5 separate regions of the Homo sapiens genome follow, and regions 2, 3, 4 and 5 are each linked to region 1. A link is a contact called in ENCODE Hi-C data. All regions are on one chromosome and are shown on one strand. The core of a region is the stretch at or near the end of the contact, and the rest is flanking DNA. Distances in the headings are between cores, read along the strand shown.

What was found. A loop is a pair of places that touch in the nucleus more often than their neighbours do. Pooled maps may share reads with other maps.
Region 2: a pooled map shows a loop between it and region 1 (4-fold over the local background). The contact joins the promoter of ATOX1 here to the promoter of GEMIN5 in region 1. A Hi-C loop is called at or near these places in 5 of 50 pooled maps.
Region 3: a pooled map shows a loop between it and region 1 (11-fold over the local background). The contact joins the promoter of GM2A here to the promoter of GEMIN5 in region 1. A Hi-C loop is called at or near these places in 2 of 37 single-sample maps with no recorded cell type and 6 of 50 pooled maps.
Region 4: a loop to region 1 is called in a pooled map, with 20 times the contacts of the local background. The contact joins the promoter of UBLCP1 here to the promoter of GEMIN5 in region 1. A Hi-C loop is called at or near these places in 6 of 50 pooled maps.
Region 5: a loop to region 1 is called in a pooled map, with 12 times the contacts of the local background. The contact joins the promoter of HMGXB3 here to the promoter of GEMIN5 in region 1. A Hi-C loop is called at or near these places in 5 of 50 pooled maps.

What each region holds. Positions count from the first base shown.
Region 1 is chr5:154,935,783-154,940,572 of GRCh38, reverse strand. It overlaps GEMIN5 (gem nuclear organelle associated protein 5), which reads left to right and starts at 2,362. Exons shown (of 28, transcript NM_015465.5): 1 at 2,362-2,605; 2 at 3,388-3,548; 3 at 4,551-4,732. The coding sequence starts at 2,440. RefSeq lists enhancers at 2,064-2,113, 2,504-2,683, 2,275-2,866.
Region 2 is chr5:151,757,065-151,761,832 of GRCh38, reverse strand. It overlaps ATOX1 (antioxidant 1 copper chaperone), which reads left to right and starts at 3,202. Exons shown (of 4, transcript NM_004045.4): 1 at 3,202-3,287. The coding sequence starts at 3,282. ATOX1-AS1 (ATOX1 antisense RNA 1) reads right to left here. Exons shown (of 4, transcript XR_007059008.1): 3 at 4,762-4,768; 4 at 3,473-3,544. RefSeq lists a silencer at 3,014-3,263 and an enhancer at 4,034-4,163.
Region 3 is chr5:151,249,801-151,254,462 of GRCh38, reverse strand. It overlaps GM2A (ganglioside GM2 activator), which reads right to left and starts at 1,278. Exons shown (of 4, transcript NM_000405.5): 1 at 1,166-1,278. The coding sequence starts at 1,246. LOC124901115 (a long non-coding RNA gene) reads left to right here and starts at 3,278. Exons shown (of 3, transcript XR_007059003.1): 1 at 3,278-3,489; 2 at 3,982-4,045. RefSeq lists a silencer at 1,318-1,667.
Region 4 is chr5:159,259,837-159,264,567 of GRCh38, reverse strand. It overlaps UBLCP1 (ubiquitin like domain containing CTD phosphatase 1), which reads right to left and starts at 1,278. Exons shown (of 11, transcript NM_145049.5): 1 at 1,208-1,278. RefSeq lists enhancers at 1,038-1,545, 1,302-1,611, 1,642-1,711, 1,546-2,053.
Region 5 is chr5:149,997,704-150,002,116 of GRCh38, reverse strand. It overlaps HMGXB3 (HMG-box containing 3), which reads right to left and starts at 1,378. Exons shown (of 20, transcript NM_014983.3): 1 at 938-1,378. It overlaps TIGD6 (tigger transposable element derived 6), which reads left to right and starts at 1,463. Exons shown (of 2, transcript NM_030953.4): 1 at 1,463-1,643. RefSeq lists enhancers at 484-563, 1,451-2,239 and a silencer at 1,644-1,723.

The DNA.
Region 1 (4,790 bases), core at 1,113-3,612:
CGCACATCACCACGCCCGGCTAATTTTTGTATTTTTTATAGATAAGGAGTTTCCCCAAATTGCCCAGGCTGATCTCGAATTCCTGGGCTCAAGCAATCTGCCCTCCTCGGCCTCCCAAAGTGCTAGGATTAGAGGTATGAGCCACGAAACCTAGCCTAAAATCTCTTTTAAAGAGCAAATAGTTCAAATATGATGTATGCTGTCCTAATCCCTACTAATCTGGTTGACCTTCAAGAATGAGTTTATATTCATCTGGCATTTACTGCCTTATGTCAGGCAGGTATTTCACTAAATCTCATTTATTCCTCACAGCAATCCAACAAGGCATGGATTATCATTTTCCTTCTTCAAATGAGGAAACATATTTAGGATATGTTAAAGTCTCTCAACTAACAACTGGCAAACCAGTGATCAATCTACGACTAGGTGCCTCCAAATTTGTGCCCCTAGACGCCTTCAAATATATGTATTTGACCCCTCTGTATTAGAATAACAGGTAGTTCAGATTGCGGTTTGCTACCTATGCAGGAATGTCAGATACCCAATGCAAACAAGCAACACACGAGTAGTGCAGAATCTGAGCATTTTAGCATTTTTGAGTTGAAAGGAAACTTTCTTCCACACCATTTACCACATACAGCTTCCTTCACACAGCTGGCCCTCAATCAAGCAAATCAAGAGTCACTCCATTTGCTTCTCCTTCATCTTTGAGTACCCAGAACCCAGAGCCAGAATTTCCACCCAGTTGCAGAAACTGTTCTTTCCCTTTTTAATTCCAGATTCGTACTTTCATATTTTTGTTTGTTTTGTTTTTTTGAGACAGGGTCTCACTCTATTGCCCAGGCTTGAGTGCAGTGGCTCGATCACAGCTCACACCAGCCTGTCTCCCGGACTCCATATTGTAATGCCCAACCTTGTTTTTACTAACCCTGTTTTTAGACTCTCCCTTTTTCCTCTGATCACCTAGCCTTGTTTCCACTTGAATTGACTCTTGCTTAGCTAAGAGAGCCAGACAGACTCCATCTTGGCTCTTTCACTGGCAGCCCCTTCCTCAAGAACTTAACTTGTGCAAGCTGACTCCCAGCACATCCAAGATGCAATTAACTGATAAGATACTGTGGCGAGCAATATCCGCAATTCCCAGGAATTCGTCTGATTGATAGCACCCAAAGCCCCCAGTCTATCACCTTGTAATAAATAGTCTTAAAGCCCCTGCACCTGGAACTGTTTACTTTCCTGTAACCATTTATCCTTTTAACTTTTTGCCTACTTTATTTCTGTAAAATTGTTTTAACTAGACTCCCCTCCCCTTTCTAAACCAAAGTATAAAAGAAAATCTAGCCTCTTCTTCCGGCTGAGAGAACTTTGAGCGTTAGCCATCTCTTGGCCACCGGCTAAACAAATGGACTCTTAATTCGTCTCAAAGTGTGGCGTTTTCTCTAACTCACTCAGGTACAACAATATTTTTGTTAAGTGGCCTCTTGTGCATATCTTTTTTTGTTTTGTTTTGTTTTTATTTGAGATGGAGTCTCGCAATGTCGCCCAGGCTGGAGTGCAGTGGCGCAATCTCTGCTCACTGCAACTTCCGCCTCCCAGGTTCAAGCGATTCTCCTGCCTCAGCCTCCCTAGTATTTGTTGTCTAGGGATTGTTGCATTTTACTTTTTTTTTTTTTTTGAGATGGAGTCTCGCTGTGTGGCCAGGCTAGAGTGCAGTGGCGTGATCTCCGCTCACAGCAACTTCCGCCTCCCGGGTTCAAGCGATTCTCCTGCCTCAGCCTCCCGAGCAGCTGGGATTACAGGCGCCTGCCACCACACCCGGCTTATTTTATTATTTTATTTTATTTTTGTTTTTTAATAGAGACGAGGTTTCACTATGCTGACCAGGCCGGTCTTTTAACTCCTGACCTCGTGATCCTCCCGCCTCGGCCTCCCAAAGTGCTGGGATTACAGGCGTGAGCCACCGCACCCGGCCTCTTGTGCATATCTTTAAAACACCTCCACAACTAGCAAAGTGCCCTGGCACATAGCGCTCAAAAAACGTTGGACGGGATAGTGGTTGAACAGCTCCAAATAATAAACTGGTAGCCTGGGGCGGTGGTTCCACTAGTCTAATCCTCTAATTTTGTGCCTTTCTGTGGGAAGTGAGAATGCTTAACCTCGGGGCTGTGCTCAGGCAGCACCTGACCCTAGCCAGGGTTGGGGCGGACCTCCTACCGCGGGCTAGGTACTGAGGGCCAGTGCAGCACGCGTGGTCCCGCCCTTCCCAGCCCGGCGGTAGCGGGAACGCAACGCGCGGTGCTGGCTGGGCCTCGACGCGCACCGTAGCGACTGCCCGAGAAGGCGGGGCTCGGAGTTCACCCCGCCCCGCTCCCTACCTAAGGCGTGAGGCTACGAGCGGTCGGCTGTGGCAGCTTCTCTTGTCTCTGACGGCTTGTAGTTATGGGGCAGGAGCCGCGGACGCTGCCGCCCTCCCCCAACTGGTACTGCGCCCGCTGCAGCGATGCCGTGCCCGGGGGCCTCTTTGGCTTCGCCGCGCGGACCTCCGTCTTCCTTGTCCGCGTGGGCCCGGGCGCAGGCGAGAGTCCAGGGACACCCCCGTTTCGAGGTAACTCACCACCCTTGGGCCCGAGACTTACTGCCCTTTGTACGCTCCCCAGGGGCGCCGAGTGGACGACTCCACCCCGTTTTCTACAGCTAGGGAAACTGAGGCCCAGGCTGGGAGGAGAGGCAGCCCACAGTCACTAAGCTGAGTTGCTTCTGGTCTCCTAATGAGCTACACCATGCTGTGGCCGAGCGGTCCCGCCTCCTGGAGCTTCCACGTGGGGCCGCTTGCTTACTGAAAAGTTAGCCTTGTATAGTCTCGGCCATTTATATGGCTCCCCTGCCCAGCCTGGTGCGCGCCAGCCCCCCGGGAGCCTTCCTGGGGTTGGGGGCTAACCACAGCTGCAGGCCCTAAGCAAGATCCTGCAACGTGTGGCATTCCTTACTGTAAGATGAATGGGTTGAACCAGATGCTTTCAGGCTCCAAACTAGGCTTTGATTGTGCCTTAGGATATGACATGCCAGGTGATTTATTCTGGCCACATCTAAATAAGAGTCACTTTCACATTATTTGAGCTGCTTTCCAGTCTGTGAACTAAGCAGAGCAAGGTATATCAACATTCATTTCACAGTTGAGAAGCTGAGGCTCAGAGACTTGTTCGAAGTCACGTGGCACAGCCAATATCAGCACTTGGGAATTCTGAGTGTAAGTCCGTCGGTGTTTCAGTTATACCATGGGTTAAGTAACTCCAAAGCATCTGCTCACTTGTCATCCAACAACAGTATGATTCTGCCAGGAACCTTGGATAGCACTTCGATTAACCTAGCGTCTGGTTTTGCTTAAAGTCATAGGAGAGTTGGTGGGACACACCGAAAGGGTCTCTGGCTTCACATTTTCTCATCACCCTGGTCAGTACAACCTCTGTGCCACCAGCTCCGACGATGGGACTGTGAAAATATGGGATGTAGAGACAAAAACAGTTGTGACAGAACATGCACTCCATCAGGTACCATGGCTTACTGGTTTCTCAAACCGTTTTTATCTATCTGTGCTGAGGGTTCTTCTGTTGCAAGCTAGTTTTGCTAGCTCATCTGTGCAAAGTAACTTGTAATTGTGTTCATTAATTAGATAAGAAACTATATTGTAAGATGTCTCAACTTTTTTTGAAAGGAGATATATACAAACCAGAGGTTGGCAAACTGCTCTGTGCCTGTTTTTGCAAATAGGTTTTATTAGAATACAACCACACTAATTCATTTAAGTATTGTCTATGACTGCTTTCATGCTACAAGAGTTGAGTAGTTGCAACAGGCATGGTATGGCCCACAAGGTCTAAAACAATTACCCTCTGGTTATTGATACAAATGGACTCCTGATATAGACTGTAAATGCGTGAATGAAACTCATTTCTAAGCTAGATAGTTACTTGATGTACCTGCCTTTTGAGAGAACAAAGGAAAAGACCTACTTAATAAGAACTTTGCATTAAGCTATTTAAAAAATTTTTAATGATTATTTGATCCCCAGTAGTCTAAATCTTCCCACCATTTTGTTAATATCGTGTTGCTATAGAAGTACTACTAATAAGTATTAATTACTTTTTTTTTTTTTTTTGAGACGGAGTCTGGCTCTGTCGCCCAGGCTGGAGTGCAATGGCGGGATCTTGGCTCACTGCAAGCTCCGCCTCCTGGGTTGACGCCATTCTCCTGCCTCAGCCTCTCGAGTAGCTGGAACTACAGGAGCCCACCACCACGCCCGGCTAATTTTTTTATGTTTTTAGCAGAGATGGGGTTTCACCATGTTAGCCAGGATGGTCTCGATCTCCTTACCTGGTGATCCACCCGCCTCGGCCTCCCAAAGTGCTGGGATTACAGGCGTGAGCCACCGCGCCCGGCCGTATTAATTACTTTTAATGTGTATATGTAGCATTATGCTGGTTTGTGATACAAGTTAAAAATTAAGTAGAACTTCAGCATTGACAATAACAAATTTTTGTTTTGTTTTAAAGCATACGATATCAACATTACATTGGTCTCCTCGAGTAAAGGACTTAATAGTATCTGGGGATGAAAAAGGAGTAGTTTTCTGTTACTGGTTTAACAGAAATGACAGCCAGCACCTCTTTATAGAACCCAGGACAATTTTCTGTCTTACTTGTTCACCTCATCATGAAGATTTAGTAGCCATTGGGTAAGTACTATGCCATCTGTATTGATGATTTTTGTTTGTTTATGATCGTGTTTTGCAT
Region 2 (4,768 bases), core at 1,953-4,452, 3.2 Mb after region 1:
GTAGCTGGGACTACAGGTGCACAACACCATGTCCAACTAATTTTTAAATTTTTTGTAGAGACAAAATCTCGCTATATTGCCAGGCTGGACTTGAAGCAATTCTCCTGCCTGGGACTCCTAAAGTGTTGGGATTACAAGCATGAGCCACCATGCCCTATTTTTAATTGTGGTAAAACATACAGAACATAAAATTCCTCTTTCTAACCATTTTTAAGTGTATAATTCAGTGGCATTAAATATATTCACAATGTTGTACAAGCATACTCAGAGTTCTTAACTGTTGTCAACTAATCAAAAAATATTTTGAATACTTTAGGGACTGAATAAAATGTGTCTGTAGACCCAGTTCTGCCAGCATGTGGCTCTGCAGGACACCATGCTCCCTCTCCCAAGCCTGCAGTCCACGCTCCCTCAGCTTCCACTTCATAGCCCTTCTCTTCTCATGCATGCCTTGGCTGCTCTGAGGGCCCTTTCAGCTCAGAATCTTTGGTCCCAGATAAAGGGTCCGTTGGTGGATAAAGCAGTGAGGCAAGTGGTGTATACCTGTGTTATGATACAAAAAACAGACACTTGGTTTCCTGCGGTGGGGATATCGGGGAGCAGGCAGCAGCTACAAAACCTTTCTTTGCAAAGAATTAAACTCCTCAGCATCTGTCAAAGAAAGGGTCATCCCAGGAGGCTGGGTCTAGAAGTAGATTACACCAGGAAGAACCCACCATCTATACATGCCTACAGTGTGCACATTCCTATCCTTGCAACAACACTTTCAGCCAGAAAGCAGGGATTCTATATGCCCATTTCCCAGGCTCACTGGCTTAGTGATGGCTCATTGCCTGTAATCCCAGCACTTTGGGAGGCCAAAGTGGGCAGATCACGAGGTCAGGAATTCGAGACCAGCCTGGCCAACATGGTGAAACTCTGTCTCTACTAAAAATACTAAAAATACAAAAATTAGCCGGGCATGGTGGTGGGCGCCTATAATCCCAGCTACTTGGGAGGCTGAGGCAGGAGAGTTGCTTGAACCCAGGAGGCGGACGTTGCAGTGAGCCAAGATCACGTCACTGCACTCCAGCCTGGGCGACAGAGCAAGACTCCATCTCGGGGAAAAAAAAAAAAAAAGCTAAGAAAGAAAAGGGTTGATATGTACTATTAAGGAATAATCTTTTTTTTTTTTTTTTTTTAAATACAGGGTCATATTCTGTCACCCAGGCTGGAGTGCAGTGGTGTACTTATGGCTCAATGCAGCCTTGACCTCCTGAGCTCAAGTGATGCTCCCACCTCAGTCTCCTGAGTAGCTGGGACCACAGGCATATGCCACCACACCCGGCTAATTTTTGTATTTTTTGTAGAGCCAGGGTTTCACCATGTTTCTTAGTCTGGTCTCAAACTCCTGGGCTCAAGTGATCCTCCCACTTAGGCCTCTCAAAGCAATGCGATTACAGGTATGAGCCACTGCATCTGGCCCAGGAATAATCTCTAAGATATTTTATAAAGTGAGAAAAGCAGGATGCAAAACTGTGTATACTATGCCTTTTGTTTAAGAAGGAGAGGTCAGGGTAGGAGGAAGACCTACTTTTCACTGTACGCTACTTTGTGTTATTTGAAAATTAAACAGTAGGTACATTGGGATTCCACCTGCAAATCCTACACTTATCCAAGATAACTTCTAGTAACATTGGCTGTGGTTCATTTCATGCTTATTTTAATGTAAATACACGGAATGTATGTATATATTTATGCAGGAACTACAGTCTGGCATATTTTCTTCTCCTCTTTAATAGGTCTTTATTTGTGATCTTTAACAGATCTTTATAAAGCTGTCTTCTCTTTAAATTGCTGTCTCTAGGCTTAGCCATCCCCCCAACCCATACCCCTAATTCTCTAAAACATGCCGTGGGTGGTTCGCCCTGTGTACTGTTGCTTTGGGAAGGATTTCCTTCCCTCATGTCCACTCTCCGCCTTCCCTCATGGCAATCTAGCTATCCCTAGCCCCAGGGCACAGTTGTACCCAGGACTACCAAGATGCTAAGCCTTGCCCGTACAGGACCTAATGTGCCAGTACCCTCTTTCCCTCTCCTCCTCGCCCCCTTCCCTTCCATCTTTAGGGAATTCCTGGCAGGTTGGGTAGGGGATGAATGGTTAAGGGGTATTTTGTGAGCAGCGGAAGACCCAGTGCCAGGGAGGCCAACAGAGGGCCTAGCAATTAGAGAATACTTATATATATTTTTGGTGCCTACCATGTGCCAAGCAATGTATTAAGAAGTTTGCACACATTACATGTATTCCAACAATACTGCAAAGTAGGTTTCTTGGAGGGAACCATGTGTCGTTGTTTGCCTGAAACAGTCATGGTGTTTGCCTGTTGTCCTGGCAAAATTATTAATAGCATCTCCTTTCTCTAGCAAAAGGTTCAGATAAAAAATTGTATAGTGACCTTAACTGTCCCCATCTTATACGTGAGGATATTGAGGCTTAGAGAGGTAAGTTCATCTGCCCAGGGTCACATGGCTAATAAATGATAGGGCTGAGATTAAAACTCTAGTCAGTATGGCTCTGCTAGGGACTGAACTCTGACATGGACATGAATTGTGTCCCCGCAAATTCCTATGTTGATACCCTAACCCCCAATGCGACTGTATTTAGAGACAAAGCCTGTAACAGGGCGATAAAGGCTAACCGAGGTCCAGATTATTGCCTTCTCCCCAGGCCGCCTCTCTTCCACAACCGCCCCCACCCCACTGCAGTCAGGGCCCTTCCTCCTCTGTCACAACAGCTCTGCTAACCCTGCACTATCACTGCCTGCGTCCTTCGCAGCCTCCTGCTGCTGCTCTTCCACCGCTGCGTCCTCGTTGGCTGGCGCTTAATAAAAATTGACTCGGTGAATAAATGAGTGAAACTGTCCTTTTAGGGATGGATGGATGATGTCCTGTTCAAGGCGGTGCCCTTCTCTGGCATTCCCTAACACAAGCTTGACCCGAAGTAGGCGTTCTGAAAAAGGCCGACAGTCGATGGAGGCCAACGCAGCGCCCCTCTCACCTCCTCTCTCCGTCCAGGCCGGGTGACCACGGGCCCGGCCCGCAGAAAGGAGGCGGCGCGGCCGGCAGGGATCAGGACTGGAGGGGGCGGAGCCTCCCTCGCGGCCGGGCCCGGAGTGGGAGGGGCCTCCGGGACCAGGCCTCTAGTGCGCACTCTCGGAAGCGCAGCCGAACCCGCCCTCCGAATCCAGAGAGGCGCTGCTGACACCGCCGCCACACCGCCGCCACACCGCCGCTGCCTCAGTCATGCCGGTGAGTGGTTGCGCCGTCCCCGCCACGCAGACTTGCAGTCCCGGGTTGCTTCTCGGCTGCACAGCCGCTTGACCGGATGCTGATCTTGAAGGGCTCAGGCGGCGGCCGGAGCCGCTGTTGTCCCCTAGCTTACCCCACCCAGCCCCCAGCTTTTGCGACCCTTCAGAAAATGGGATCCGAAGGGAGTTTAATCTGGGAGCCAGGCTTCAAAACGTCGGAGCTGGAAGGCCTCCAGGGGCGACAAGCCCACACCTTCCCTGCGTACACAGAGAAACAGAACCAGAGAGGGGGCAGGGGATGGGGGAGTTGGTGGCCAGCGGGAACTGAGACGCCTAGTCCCTGAGCCTTCCTCCTGGCTGCCCTGCCCGCGGAGCTGGCCTGAAGGAGGGCGGTGGGGAGGCTCTGGACAAGGGAGTGGACCCGGTTATTTCCTCACGGACCGGGCAGGTTTTCAGAGGTTCATGCTTTTCTTAATTTCCCTGCCCACTCTGGCCTACTTTTCAGATCAACTCTGGGCGACACTGAATGGAGACACTTTCTCAGCCTGAACCCATGAGCCCCAGAGAGGTTCAGGAACCCCCCCGCACAGTCACCAGTTGCTCAGTGGCTGTGTCTGGGAAGTCAGTCTTAGCCTGCCTTTGCAGATCACTCAGTCTTATCACATATATTGTTGCTCGTGGCCTCGTTTTTTATATAAAGAATTGAGGCCTTTGGCAGATAAAAATATAAAAAGCCCAGTAACTTATTCCAGGTCGTGTTGAAGTTGGCAGAGCCAGGATTCAGCTCCTTATCCTTAGGCTCCCCATCTCTCCAGGCCTGACCACATGGGAGGTGCCAGGCAAAAGCAGTCACACCGGCTTGGGAAGATGCTCTGATCTCAGTTGCATCTTGGTTAGGGTCATGTGGTGTTTAGCATTTTCTTCAGGGTGCCTAATTCATGGCTCTGGGCCAGGTGGATACCCAGAGGTATCCCACAGTTGCCATGTGTCTTTGCATCCTGTCTTTAGGGAGCTGGCAGGTGAGCCTGAGGCCTCCTGGGCAGAGCCACTGACATCTCAGGTGTCATTTCCTGTGGGTCTTGCCAGGTGCCTTGAGACAAATCCTCCAACAACAAAGTATGGATAAGGAATCTGATAGAATCAGCCCTACCAGTTGGGCAAGTCAGCCTGTGGCAATGGTAGAAGACAGTATTAATTGCCCTGGGGCTTGGGGAGTGAAGGCCACCAGGATTTTTTGTGGGGGGTGGCAATGAGGAAAAGGCTAGCTTGATCATCACTGTATTCTGTATCTTCTGGGGATTTTGACAAAAAACCCTCTGGAGCAGATGATGGGAATGAGGAGGGCACTTGGCACCATGTACCACAAGATAACAGCTGAAGGAAAGAGGGTGTTAGTCAAGGGATTTCCTCAAAACTGGAAAGGGAAGAAAAAAATATATCTATATACACATACTGGAAGGGGAAGAGTGTGTTACCTGAGAG
Region 3 (4,662 bases), core at 29-2,528, 3.7 Mb after region 1:
GGTGGGAGGACTGCTTGAGCCCAGGAGTTTAAGGCTGCAGTGAGCTACAATCGCCCCACTGCACTCCAGCCTGGGTGACAGAGTGAGACCCCACCTCTACTCTCAACTTCTGTAAGTTCAACTTGGTTAGAATCCGCATATAAATGAGATAATAAAACAGAACTACCATATGAGCCATTATCCCACTTCTGGGTATATATCCAAAGGAACTGAAATCAACATTTCGAAGGGCTATCTGCACTCCCATATTCATTGCAGCATTACTCACAATAGCTAAGATATGGAAATAACCTAAGTGTCCATCAACAGACACTTGATGGATAAAGAAATTATCCATCAACAGACACTTGATGAAGAAATTATCCATCAAATTGAATGCATAAAGAAAATGTGGCATATATACACAACAGAATACTATTCAGCCTTTAAAAGGGGGAACATCTTGTCATTTGCAACAACATAGATTGAATCTGAAAGACATTGGGCTAGCTGCAATAAGCCAGGAACGAGGCTTTTTCAGGTGAAGGGATTACAGAACTTCCCTTTCCCAGGGATCTGCAGCACGGTGTGAATGAGAAGTGAAGGAAGAAGCGGTGTCAATGAGAAGTGAAGGAGGAAGCTTGGAGGGTACGGGGACTGTTGTCTCAGTGGCTCATAACCAAGGGCAGCGGGGTCACAGGCCTGGGTATTTGTCACCAGATGGGCAAATCTGGATCCTCTGGCCTGGAAAAGCTCTCAAACCCTCCCAACTCTCAGGAAGACCTCAGGGCATTCGAGCAGGGGAAGAGATGAGGCAGCAGGCCTTATCATGGGGGACATAAGGAGTGGGGGTCAGGAGTAAGGTGCAGGGTTAACAGGACTGAATCTCTGGGGGCAATGCCTTAGTTTTAAGGCTGTCTGCATTTTCACTCCGGCGCTTGGAGGGAGGGCAGGAGAGTGCAGACGTGAGATTAATCTCTCCAAAAAGGGCCTGGAGCAGAACAAGTCTTTAGAGGCCACCCTCATTGTACAGACCAGAATCCCATAATTAGTTACTTTGGAAGGCTCTAGTGCAGAGAACCAATTCTAGAGAACGGAGTGGCCACCCCCATATCTCAGCCAGACCCGCACACCCGTAGCTGGGCCAGGAGGCTGCAAACAGACTCTTAAAAGAGGGTGCACTCACCTTTTTCAGGTGGGCTTGCGCAGGGGCCGCGAGAAGCAAGCCCAGGGCGATCAGGAGGGGAGCCTGCATCAGGGACTGCATCGGGAAGGGTGGGTCAGGGCGGAGTTAACTGCAAGGTCTGTGGCGGCAGAGGTGCCTTTAAATGCCTTCCAGTATTGGTTACGCAAAGAAGCTGAGTCCAGTCACTGGCAGGTTCGCCCTGCCCCGTCCCGGCCAGAGACTTCCCGGCCGAGAATTGGACCGATTCCTCCCGGCTCCGCCCCCTCGCTCTTTTCATTGGAGCCTGTCTCTCTAGCGTAGGTGTCAAGGCCTTCCCTCTCTGGGGCGTAGGCGGAGTTGGAAGAGAAAGGGGCGGAACTGAGCGCGGCGGGGCTGAAGGCGGCTGGAACGGAAGGGAGCTTAGCACGAGGTTGGGGCGGGATCACGAGGGCGGGGCGGAGCTGCGCGCGCGGGAGGGGCGGGGGCGTGGCGCGAGGAGGGGCCGAGCGGAGTCGGGGGCGGGGCGGAGCAGAGCTCCTGGGAAGGGCGGGGCCGGGCAGGGGATGGGGCGGAGCTGTGGTTTGTGAACTCGTGCCGGGGCCGTCACCTTTGGAAGGACCTTTGGGAAACCGCGGATTCAGTGTTTTCATCCCCAAGTCCTTCCGGACAAAAATGTCAGACTCTCTGCCATGTTACGCTTCCCCATATGTGTGTCTTTTTTTTTTTTTTTTTTGCTTTGAGACGGACTCTCGCTCTGTCGCCCGAGCTGGAGTGCAGTGGCGCGATCTCGGCTCACTGCAACCTCTGCCTCCCAGGTTCAAGCGATTCTTCCGCCTCAGCCTCTCGACTAGCTGGGACTACAGGCACGCGCCACACGCCCAGCTAATTTTTGTGTTTTTAGTAGAAACGGGGTTTCACCGTGTTGTCCAGGACGGTCTTGATCTCTTGACTTCACGAATCCGTATCTTTTTAATAATTATAACCGTTATAAAAACTAACATTTAGTAACTGCTTGAAAGCATGCTAAGGACGCACAAGGGAATGCTTTTTTTTTTTCTTCCCCAATTTTAGCACTGAGGAAACTGATACACAGTGAGGTTAGCTCTGCCAAGGTCGCACAGCTAGGAAGGAATAGAGCAAGACTTCTTTTTAGACACCCCATCAGCCAAGATTTTGTCAGGTTAATATACTAGTTGGAGATTTGCTTTTAGAAAAAACAGGGATGTTGTTACCAATACCGCCAATTTACCACAGGATTGTAAACTACACAAGGGGTGGCATCATGATGCAGGCACTCATTTATACCCAGTGCCTGATGCATAATAGACAATCTGTTGAGTACATGAATGCATGTGTAGAATTTAAAACTCACCTGATCATCTTTTTTAAAGTAAACTTTTTATTTTGGTTTACAGAAAAGTTGCAAAAATACTACAAAGTTCTGTTCGTTTCCTCTATTGTTGATAAGACACCCGTGGCCTGGCCGGGGGTTCAGACTGCAGACCCAGAGCTTGTGCTTGTGCATAACTGGGGGGCACTGCCAGCGACAAGGAGGTGGCAAAAGAATAAAAAATTAAAAAATTTTTTTTAAATCTGAGGGCATGACATTGGTACACTATTATTAACTAAGCTCCATACTTTACATAATGATCCTCCCATTCTGATCAACTCTTCCCTTTCACCTAGCCCAACTGAGGTAGGAGAATAGAGTCTGCAGGCAGGGAACCTAAGGCCATTTCACGCTGACTTCCTAGAACTAAATCGAAAGGAAAACCCTAACTTTCCACACCTAAGTAACAAGAGGACCAGAGGCTACTCTCTTTACAACCCCCCACCTTTTCTGTGCAGCAGATGGGAAATTGAAAGTACATTTCGATTTCTATGCTACATTTCAGTTTATATGTTAAAATTGCATAGAAGTGCAACTTTGTAACTTCACTTCAGCCTGATTGGTTGCTTTCCACAACCAATCAGATGTTTGCACAGGAGCATGACCTTTGTAACTTCACTTCGGCCTCTGATTAACCAGTCAGACTGATTGCGGGCCACCACTTCATTTACATGAGGTGAGCACCAAGTGGCCAATGGGAAACCTCTAGGGGGTATTTGGACCCAAGAAGATTCTGTATCTGGGCCCTTGAGCTGCTGCTTGGCCCGCTCCCACACTGTTGAGTGTACTTTCATTTTTAATAAACCCTTGCTTTTGTTCTTTCATTGCTCCATTTTTCCCTTGCTTTTCTGTGTGTTTTCTCCAATTCTTTGTTCAAAAACGCCAAGAACCTAGACAACTTTCAGTCAAAACCCTCTACTGGTAACATATTTTGGCAAGCCAGCCAGGAGAGAAGGTAGGCCCAAAGCTTGGGATTTATTTTTCTCCATTTCCCTTTTAATGCAGGGGAATTTTTCTCTCCCTCTCTCTTTTCCTTTCCAACTCGGAACCCAACTCGGTGGACAGCGCCTAAGCACAGAGGAAATTGTAAGTTTCTGGCCAGGGCCACTCTCTGGTGAGACTGAAAGGCTTCCGTGTCGAAGCACTTGACCGCCACTGCCTGGTCACTGAGAAGTCTTTTTCCTTGTTTTCATTTTTCTGAGTCCTATTCCTTTTCTTTTTTTCTCTCTTTTTTCTGAGTTCTATTCCTTTTTGTTTTTTGTTGTTTTTTGTTTGTTTGTTTTTTGCTTTTTCAGTCTTTCACTGGTCGTTTCCTAGTAGCTCCTTGGTAATTGAGGGAAACTGGCCGGGGCCACTCTCCAGTGTTCTCTGAAGGCCAAAGAGTGAACAGGGACGGCTGCCCTGCCCAGAAGGGTGAAAGACTCTTTTCTGTCCTTTCTGATTATAGATCCCTACCTGTGTCTGGGTTGGCAGCAGCAGCAGCTCATCCAGGGCAAACTCACACGTTTCAGGTGACTTAAACCTTATGCTAAATTCTTCCCTTCCCTTCCCCCACTTGACTGGCTAAGGACAGAAAACCCACCTAGCTATGCAAAAAGGTTATATGAGTCAGAGGGTCCAGGCATGTCGTAGGTGGTCTGTGTGATGCATGGGGAGTGGGGGGAATTCATGAAAGGTAATCTATTATTGCCTAAATTGAGAGAGTTAAAGGGTTGCTTTGCCGGCTGCGGTGGCTCACGCCTGTAATCCCAGCACTTTGGGAGGCCGAGGCAGGCGGATCACGAGGTCAGGAGATTGAGACCATCCTGGCTAACACGGTGAAACGCCATCTCTACTAAATATACAAAAAATTAGCCAGGCATGGTGGTCGGCGCCTGTAGTCCCAGCTACTCGGAGGCTGAGGCAGGAGAATGGCATGAACCTGGGAGGCAGAGCTTGCAGCGAGCCGAGATCATGCCACTGCACTCCAGCCTGGGCAACAGAGCAAGACCCTGTCTCAAAAAAAAAAAAAAGTTGCTTTAAGTGGCATGGGAAAACCTTAAGGAAAGTTCACAGTAGGTCTTCAGTGGTGGAGGGAACCATTCCAAAGCAATGCCTGCACCTATCTAAGGTCAGAGACATCTAACAG
Region 4 (4,731 bases), core at 29-2,528, 4.3 Mb before region 1:
TACGAAGCACCTATCCCACAAGTGGAAATTCCAAGTTGGCAAATGCCTTAAAGGGCCAAGCGAAACAAACACCATAAAAATTGTAAATGCATATGTCTTTAAGATTTGTTTAAAAGTTACTGAACCTTATTTCATCATTAAGACCGTTCACACCAATGAAGCAGTGTGATATAAATGCATGAGCTATTTTGCTTTCACATTTAACCTTCTTTCTTAGTATTTTGTATCATTTCAGATCCCATCAGATTTATAAGCTGAAAAATGATTTGGGGTGTGGGGAGGAGTGAAGTTGGCAAACCCAAACAAGCAAGCAAAGAATACACTTCCATATGGTCAACCTAGGGTCAAGAATAGCTGTTTAGGTTGGAGTTCTACCTAACATACTGTGTTGACTTTGCCTAGTCAATCCACCTCTTGGCCTCAGTCTTCTCAACAAGATGAGGCTACTAATATTCACTGGACAGGAGTAGTGTTAAGGTATGAAGTAACACCTGTGACAGCACTTTGTAAACTGTAAAACACAATACAAATGGTGTTCATGATGGAATAAAAACATGCTAAACAATTATCTCATTGAAGCTTCACAATCCTGAACCAACAGCTGTTGTCCTCATTATACAAATGAGAATCCTGAAAAGAAATTAAACTTGCCCGGGACCACAAACCTAAAAAGTGGCAAATGAAGAAATTTTAAAGTATAGCAGTAAAAGTAACACTTTGGGAATTAACGGGAGGTTAACTTTCAACAATCCCAGCAAAAGATAACCGTGAAGCACTAAGAACTCCGGCGAGAACCGCACACCAGCAACAACTGCGAGGTGGTGCAGGGTCGGGGGCTGTGCTAACTGACTTAGGGGAGCATTAGGAGGCAGGTGGAGGCTCCAGAACCAAAAAGGCCGGGATGCCTTCAACAAGGAGGTTGAGGGGAGGGATGGACAAGCCTGAGAAGACGGAGGAATGAAGTTTGGGGACGCAAAACCCACTGGGAAACAGAAAGCCCTCCAAATAGGCTAGACTGCTGGATGGGAGGACAGCGGCCCCCGCGACTAAGCGGGCCGGGGCTAGGGGCCTGGGCGTCAGACTAGGACAGACACTATCCCCAGCCCGCCGCAGTGCAAGCCACGCCGCGCGGGCCGCAAAGCCACTGTCCCCGAGCCCCAACAGCGTCTCCAAGGGCAGCGCGCCAGGGTGCCCCGCAACCCCTCACCTGGAGCGCGGTGGAACCTGCGGCAGCGGACGCAGAAACCGGCCGCTGAGAGACCGAAAGCGACCGGAAGTGAAGGGCGGGACCGGAACCGGCTGAAAAACCGGAAGTGGGTGGTTTGAAACGGAAATATGTTGGGGACGGAACAACTGCTTCCTTTGAATCTCTTCGGGTGCTAATCAAATGGCCGCTGTAAGGGATCTCCACAAAGCCACGAAGAAGCCAGGCCTTTCCGAGACTGTAACCGCTGTGCAGATAGCGCCGATCCCTGGGTGGCCGCTCTCTCGTTCTGCGCGTGCGCTCGTTCTGGGCTGGGAGCGGATGGGTGCTGAGGCGTGTGACGTCTCTAGTAGTGTCGTAACTGGGTGTGCTGCCTTTTCCAGGTGTACTGAGGTCTTCGTGAGATTCAGGGCTAGGACTCGTGTGGCTGTGTCATGTTCCGAATGAAGCTTAAAAGGTGATCTTTGAGAACTGAAGACTTGAGACCCCTCCATGGGCCCAGGGGCTGCCAACACTAATAATTTCAGAGACTTAGAATCTGAGGAGAATCTCCAATCTAAGGGGAAACGGAAGAGGGTCAGGAAAGAGAAGGGGCAAGCTTAAGTGACTCAGAATCCAAGAAGCAAGTCTCATAGGAGAGCTGCGATCGAGGTTACCATACAGTATCCAATCGTCTCAACCTTCCCATCCATACTTCCATGCTGTCTTTCCTCTGAATGCAAGGAAAACCGGTTACACAAACGCTGACAAAAGAATGTCAGACTTGAATGGAAATTCGGAGCAGTACCCATCTGGTCCATACAGCGAACTCCCAGTGAGCACCACGGCAATGTAACTAATTCATGTTTCCCTCTTGGCAGTGCGGGAAAGGCAGCAAAGAGCCAAGTTTTGTATCTTAACAGTTCTTTAGTTAAGAGGCACACGCTATTTTGCATTCTTCCCTACTTTTGATAATTTTTGGCTGCACTAGTAATGCATGAGTATCTGCTCATTTAAAAAACTCAAACTTTTTCAGTGAAAAGTATGCCCTTTTCTTCAGAAAGTCTTAATTAAAAAAAAAAAAAAAATCATTGCCCAGACCAACATTTTCAAGCATTTTCTCAAATCGTTTTCTTGGAATAGCTGCATAGTTTTGGGTCTTACATTGAAGTTTGGTGCTCATATGTGGGAGCTAAAAAAAAGTTGACTCCATGGAGATAGAGAGTAAAATTGTGGTTACCAGAGGCTGGGAAGGATAAGGAGGGAGAAGGAGATGAAGAGAAGTTAAAAGGAGCGAAAATATGGTTAGACAGAAGGAATAAGTTGTAGCGTTCCACAGCACAGTAGGGTGACTATAGTAATCAATAATTTATTTTGTATTTCAAAATAGAGGAGAAAGGTTGGGATAGTCTCAACACAAATGATAAATGTTGGCCGGGCACAGTGTGGCTCACACCTGTAATCCCAGCACTTTGGGAGGCCAAGACAGGCAGATGACTAGAGGTCAGGAGTTCAAGACCAGCCTGGCCAACATGGTGAAACCCAGTCTTTACTAAAAATAAAAAAAATTAGCTAGGTGTGGTGGCATGTGCCTTTAACCCTAGCTACTCGGGAGGCTGAGGCATGAGAATCACTTGAGCCTGGGAGGTGGAGGTTGTAGTGAGCCAAGATCATGCCACTGCACTCCATCCTGGGTGATAGAGCAAGACTATCTCAAAAAAAAAAAAAAAAAAAAAGAAAAGAAGAACTTTTGCCTCCTGTTGCTCCCTGGAGCCTCTCTTCTAATGTGTGGAGGATAATATACTTGTCCTTCATTCATGCATCTCTGTAGCAGCTAAAGATGCCTGGGAATTCCTCCATAGATTGTCAGGTCTGAGAGTCTAAATAATATATGGAAACAATTTCACAACATCAGATGACAAACTGTTAATATTACTGTGACCACATTTACTTTGGAAGATAAAAGGACATTCCTGCACCTAGGCCAGAAATCCCCCACTACTCTGCTTTTATCTCCATCTCCCCCAGACTTTTTTCTCCCCTTTTCTCTCTCTGGCCATTTTCTTTCTCTAGCAAGTGTGTTCTCTTGCCCAGCTCAGATCTACTCCCCTCAAAAAGCTTTCCCTCTCTTCCCAGTTGGAAGACAATCCTCTTCAAAAATTTAGTTCCCTCTAGAAGTTTGTCTCTCTCTTCTAATACCTACTCCTTTGCCTTTATCTTGCCTGCAGTAAGAGAGCTGAAAATATTTAGAATCTGCCCCACATGACAGAATACAGGTTCTTAATGAAGCATGCCCAGTTACTGCCCTTCTCTATTCAGCATGCTTTCCCCAAACTACTACTTAAAAACTCCATTCTCTTCAAACCTCAGAACTTCCAATATACTCCTTTGCTCTAGGCAGATGACATTGTCCCATATTTTGGCAATTCTTCAAACCTCTGAATCTACAAACTAAGGTATATTTTCAGTCATCCTCACTCTTGCTTATTTCAGTTGAGGCAGTTCGCTTCTATTTGAAGCCAACCCTTTAACTTGTTCTCCGGCTTCTTCCTTCTAAGGAAGCTTTCTATAAATCCAGGATTCCCTTCTCTTGCTCTTGTATTTTTAACCTCTTTCTACTGGCTCATTCCCATCAATAATAAACATGCCATGGTATCTTGCCATCATAGCCATCACCCTTTCCTTTCACAGATGGATATTCAGAACATTGTTTACAGTTGTCTGAACTTGACATAATCTATAATTGTATACTTCTTGGAAATATTCTTTCTTTAGTGACATTCTCTCCCACTATATTGTAAGCATATTAGTTTTCACACTGCTATAAAGATGCTACCTGAGACTGGGTAATTTCTAAATAAAAGAGGTTTAATTGACTCACAGTTCCACAGGGCTAGGGAGGCCTCAGGAAACTTACAATCATGGAAGAAGGTGAAGAGGAAGCAAGGCATGTCTTACATGGCAGCAGGAGAGAGAGAGAGCGTGCACGCAGGGGAACCTGCCCCTTTTAAACCATCAGATCTCGTGAGAGCTCCTCATTATCATGAGAACAGCATGGAGGAAACCACCCCCATGATCCAATCACCTCCCAGCAAGCCCCTCCCTCAACACGTGGGGATTATAATTTGAGATGAGATTTGGGTGGGGACACAAAGACAAACCATATCAGTAAATTTTGTTAAGGAACAGACAATTTATTCACCTTTCCATTCTCAGAACCTAGCATGATATTGGCTAACATAGATGCTCAATAAATATATGCTGAATGAATGAATAATGAATGTTAAGTAATAAGAGCTTATGATGTAACAGTTGTCCTTTGGTATTGGTAGGGGATTGGTTCTAGGGCCCCCAATAAATAACAAAATCTAAGGCTGCTCCAGTCCCTGATATAAAATAGCATAGTATTTGCATATAACCTATACACATCCTGTCATACACTTTAAATCATCTCTCAATTACTTATAATATCTAATACAATGGAAATCCTATGTAAATAGTTGGTATACTGTATTGCTTTTACTTCCATTATTTTTTATTGTTGTCTT
Region 5 (4,413 bases), core at 129-2,628, 4.9 Mb after region 1:
CTCTTCCTATTAAAAACAAAAACTAAACTAACAAAGAAAAACAAAACAAAAACCTACATTCTAACTGCCATAGTGCAACCCAGGAAGAGAACACAGTCTACAACTTGGCTGGGTAAGCAATAGGCCAGTAAAGGATAAGGGAAGCAGTAGTTCAAATCAAGGCTACGTGGGGACTGCGCTTTTTTGCCCTGAATTGACTTCTGGGCGGCTGAAAGCCTTGTGGAGAAGGGCAGTAACTGCAGGAGAGCATCTGTAATGAATGGCATATAGGGTACTAAGCACCCTGCGCAAAACGGGTTAGGAAACACTCATTACAGCCACCTTGGGCTGAGGGCAGGAAGACAACACCCTACGGTTTTGTTTGTTTTATTACCCTGTTCTAAGCCTGAGTACAAGTTTGTTATCAGACTCGAGGCAGCAGTATAGCAATGCAAAAAAAGGCAGGACAATTTAAGGTTAAAAACGAAGGGCTCTAGAGGACAGAAAATCCGGGTTCTAGTACAGACTACACCAGTCGCACCAGCACGGGGACCTCTGACCTTAAGCAATCTACTTACCCTAAGTCTCCGTTATTTCATCTGTAAAACAGAGTTAAGGTCAATACCTGAAATATGCGAGACACTTTCTCTGTCCCATCAGATCCTCCTTGGAATCTCACGAGATTGCCTTTGAGGGCTCAGCCATGGGCCACAGTTTGACTCTGGGCTAGCTCCTTTCCCTCATTCTGGGTCATGAATGAAGCAAGAGCCAAACCAGACAAAGTCTTGGTCAAGCTAAGACGTCTGGGACATCCGAATGTCCCATACGGATTGCGGAAGGAGGACACTAAGGCTCAGTGGCCCTACTTTGTGGAAGACTCAGTAGAGGCTCAGAGAGCCGCAGCATCCAACTCGAGGTCGCCCAGCGGCTCGGCGCGGCCCTCGAAGGCGGGACTTACCCGGAGGAGCGTGCAAGCTGCGCCGCTCACATTCCCGGAGGCGCTTGGCCCGGCGGCTGGACGAGGGGGATGGCTGGCGCACTCGCGCTCCCCGCTGTCGGCGAGAGGCGGCTCCAGTCGTGACAGCAGCAACAAGGAAGTGGAGGCGAGGGCTCGCGCGCGCATCCCGGGGGCTGAAGGAGCCCCGGCCCCGCGGCCCCGCCCGGCGACACACGGCGCGGAGTCGCGACAGCCCCTCTCGCTTCCCCTCCTCGGAGTCGCGATATGGGGTCCTGAAGGGCAAGAATAGGAGCACAGGTTCGCTCCGCAGGCTCCTCACCGATGCCTGCCGAGGGCCCCGGGGGTCAAGCCCCGGGGAGCTCGAGGAAGACGGCAGGGACACGGTCGTCACCGAGGCACCGGTTTGGCGGCTGCACCGGCAGTAGCGGCACACCACGGATCGCCAGGGAGACCCGTCCCGGCGGCCCTCGCGGCGCACCGGAAGCGGTCGGCAGCGCGTGACTGCATGCGACCCCTGGCGCAAGCGCAACAGCCCAGCCCTAGCTTGGGAGCGGACCCACACGAACTGCTCAAAGGCTTGGAGCGGGTCTAGTAAGGCGAACGGACTGCTTCCGGCCAGAGGTCCCGGGCGGAGGAGGAAGCTGTGGCTGCCGGCGGTGGGACGCCCCGGCCGCTCAGCCCCCGGGCACTGCTGTGGGGCGTTCAGGTAACAGGGGCGGGGCTGTGCTGAGCGTGAGGGATCTAGGCCCCGCCTCACCTTTCAGAGCCACGTCGGGCGCTGGGAAGCCTACAATACCACCCTCTCCTCAGCACGACGTTCAAGGCCTGACCTCAGCCTGTCTCAGTCTTTCCCTCTCATTCAGGATCGGGTTCATACGTAGTGCCGCATCAAGTAGCGCCTTCATCACTCCAGTGATCTGCCCTCAATCCGTCTCTCCCACTGGCCCACGAATAGTGATGGTAGTGAGTTCCTGGAGTGACTCAAGCTGAGCTGAATGACCGTATGGAGAGCTTCCGTAAATCAAATAGGGATTGGATTGGATTGTCCTTTCTCTCCAGTGTCACAAGTTGTCCACATTTGTACAAGTTCCCGCACAACCCTCACTGTATTCCAGTCTGCCTACTTCTCTGCATCTACCGCCATCACCAACCTTCTAGCCACCATCATCTCCTGCCTGGACTGATGTAGTTCTCCCCACATCCCCTCTACAATCCATTCTCCACGAAGCAGTCAGATTGATCATTTTGCACTGTAAGTCTGATCAAGTCACTCCCTGCTTAAAACCCTCCAGTGTCTCATTCACTTAAAATAAAATTCAGACGTCTTAGCTTGACCAAGACTTGTCTGATTTGGCTCTTGCTTCATTCTCTTTCTATGTCTCCTCTCAATATTAGTAGTTCCCAGAACCAGCTATATAGCACTCTGTAGTGTTTGGAGTGCTAGCTTTGTTGTGAGCCTCCTGGGTTTGAATCCCAGCCCTGCCACAAGTAAGCAATATTAAGCAAGTAAAGTGCTTAACAAATGAGGTTTACGCAGTAGATCCTCCCACCTCAGTAAATGGCACCATCATCTGCTGGATTCCTCAGTGCTCAAACCAGAAACCTGGGCGTTATCCTTGACTCCTCCTTCACCTCACATCCGGTCCAGCACAGGGCTTGCAAAAACATAGCCCCAGACTGACTACTACTCACCATCTCTCTATTACTACTCTAATCCAAGCCACCATTATCTCATGTGGACTCCTGCTTTTTTCTCTGATACCCTTCCATTCTTTACACAGCAGTCATCTCTCCTTCCTTAAAATCCTTCAATAGCTTCCTATTGCACTCAAATTAACATCCAAACTGTATATGGCCTACTGGTTTAGCCTGCTTTTATCTTCAGATTTAAGGCCATCTCTTAGGAAAATCAACTTTACCCATTAGGTTCTCTACCCTGCAACCAAAAGACTATATTGTAAATCTGATCATGTCATTCCAGAAAAACAAAACCAAAAAACCGTCAAAAGCCTCTTAATGCCCCCAAAGCAAGCTAGAAACCTGACTAGGACTTCCTGTGATTTGGTCCTTGCTTTCTTCTCCAAAGAATTTTTTGTTCCTGACCAGGACATTCTATTTCCTATATAGTATTTCATTGCCTTTCATGTTAAATATTTCCTTTCATCTCATGAGTTCCTATTTGTTTATTCTTTAAGGCCCACCATATTATTCCCTCTTTGAAGTGCACTGCCCATCCATGCTCCATTCCAGTTGATTATCTGCACATTTATGTTCCAGTAGTACTCCGTAACCTCTGATTTAGTTTTCACATGCTCTAGTGTTTGTCTTCCCTGGTAGGCTCCTCAAAGGTGGGCACTATGCTCCATTCATCTCTGTATGGCTGGCATCAAGCATACTGCTTAATACATAGTACATGTCATGAATGGATGGATACATGTATGGAGGTGATAGTAAAAATCTACCCTTGAGAAGGGACAGTCATAGCATAAAGTCACAGCAGGTTCTCTTGTCCTTTAAGGATTCTCATGATAAAATGCCTACGAAGGCAATTACCCAAAACTGCTACTGCTGGATCATGTTTTGTTGGACCAGCGTAGGGCAGGGGGACTGTTTGTTTTAAATTCTGAATACTTCTAGACAGGATACACCACACCATTCTCCAAATACTTCAATCCCTGTTTCACTCACTTACGCCACCATCCTGGCCCCTAAAGGCATTTGAGTTTGAAGCACCTATCTAGGGTCCAAGACTTAAATCTGGAAGGACCTTAGGCATCATCTGGGCTTGTGGTTTGCAACCATGGGACTTTTCAAAAATATGTATTAAAAAAAAAAGGAAAAAAAGAAAATAGGCCCAGAGAGGGACTGTACTACAACCTGCCCATCACTTCTGCCATAATCTGTCACCTAATTGGTCTCTTTGCCTCTTTGATCCATTTTCCACAGAACAGCCAAAGTGATCCTTTTAAAATGCCTGAAAACATCCGTGGATTTCTGTTGCACTCAAAATACCAATTCTTTACCATGGCATCTTTGTTTGTTTGTTTGTTTGAGATGGAGGCTCGCTCTGTCGCCAGGCTGGAGTGCAGTGGTGTGATCTTGGCCCACTGCAACCTCCGCCTCCTGGGTTCAAGCGATTCTTGTGCCTCTGCCTCCCGAGTAGCTGGGATTACAGGCATGCGCCACCACACCCAGTTATTTATTTATTTATTTTTTTTTGAGACGGAGTCTTGCTCTGTCACTCAGACTGGAGTGCAGTGGCGCGATCTCAGCTCACTGCAAGCTCCGCCTCCCGGGTTCACACCATTCTCCTGCCTCAGCCTCCCGAGTAGCTGGGACTACAGGCGCCCGCCACCACGCCCGGCTAATTTTTTTTGTATTTTTAGTAGAGACAGGGTTTCACCATGTTGGCCAGGATGGTCTCGATATCCTGACCTCGTGATCCACACGCGTCGGCCTCCCAAAGTGCTGGGATT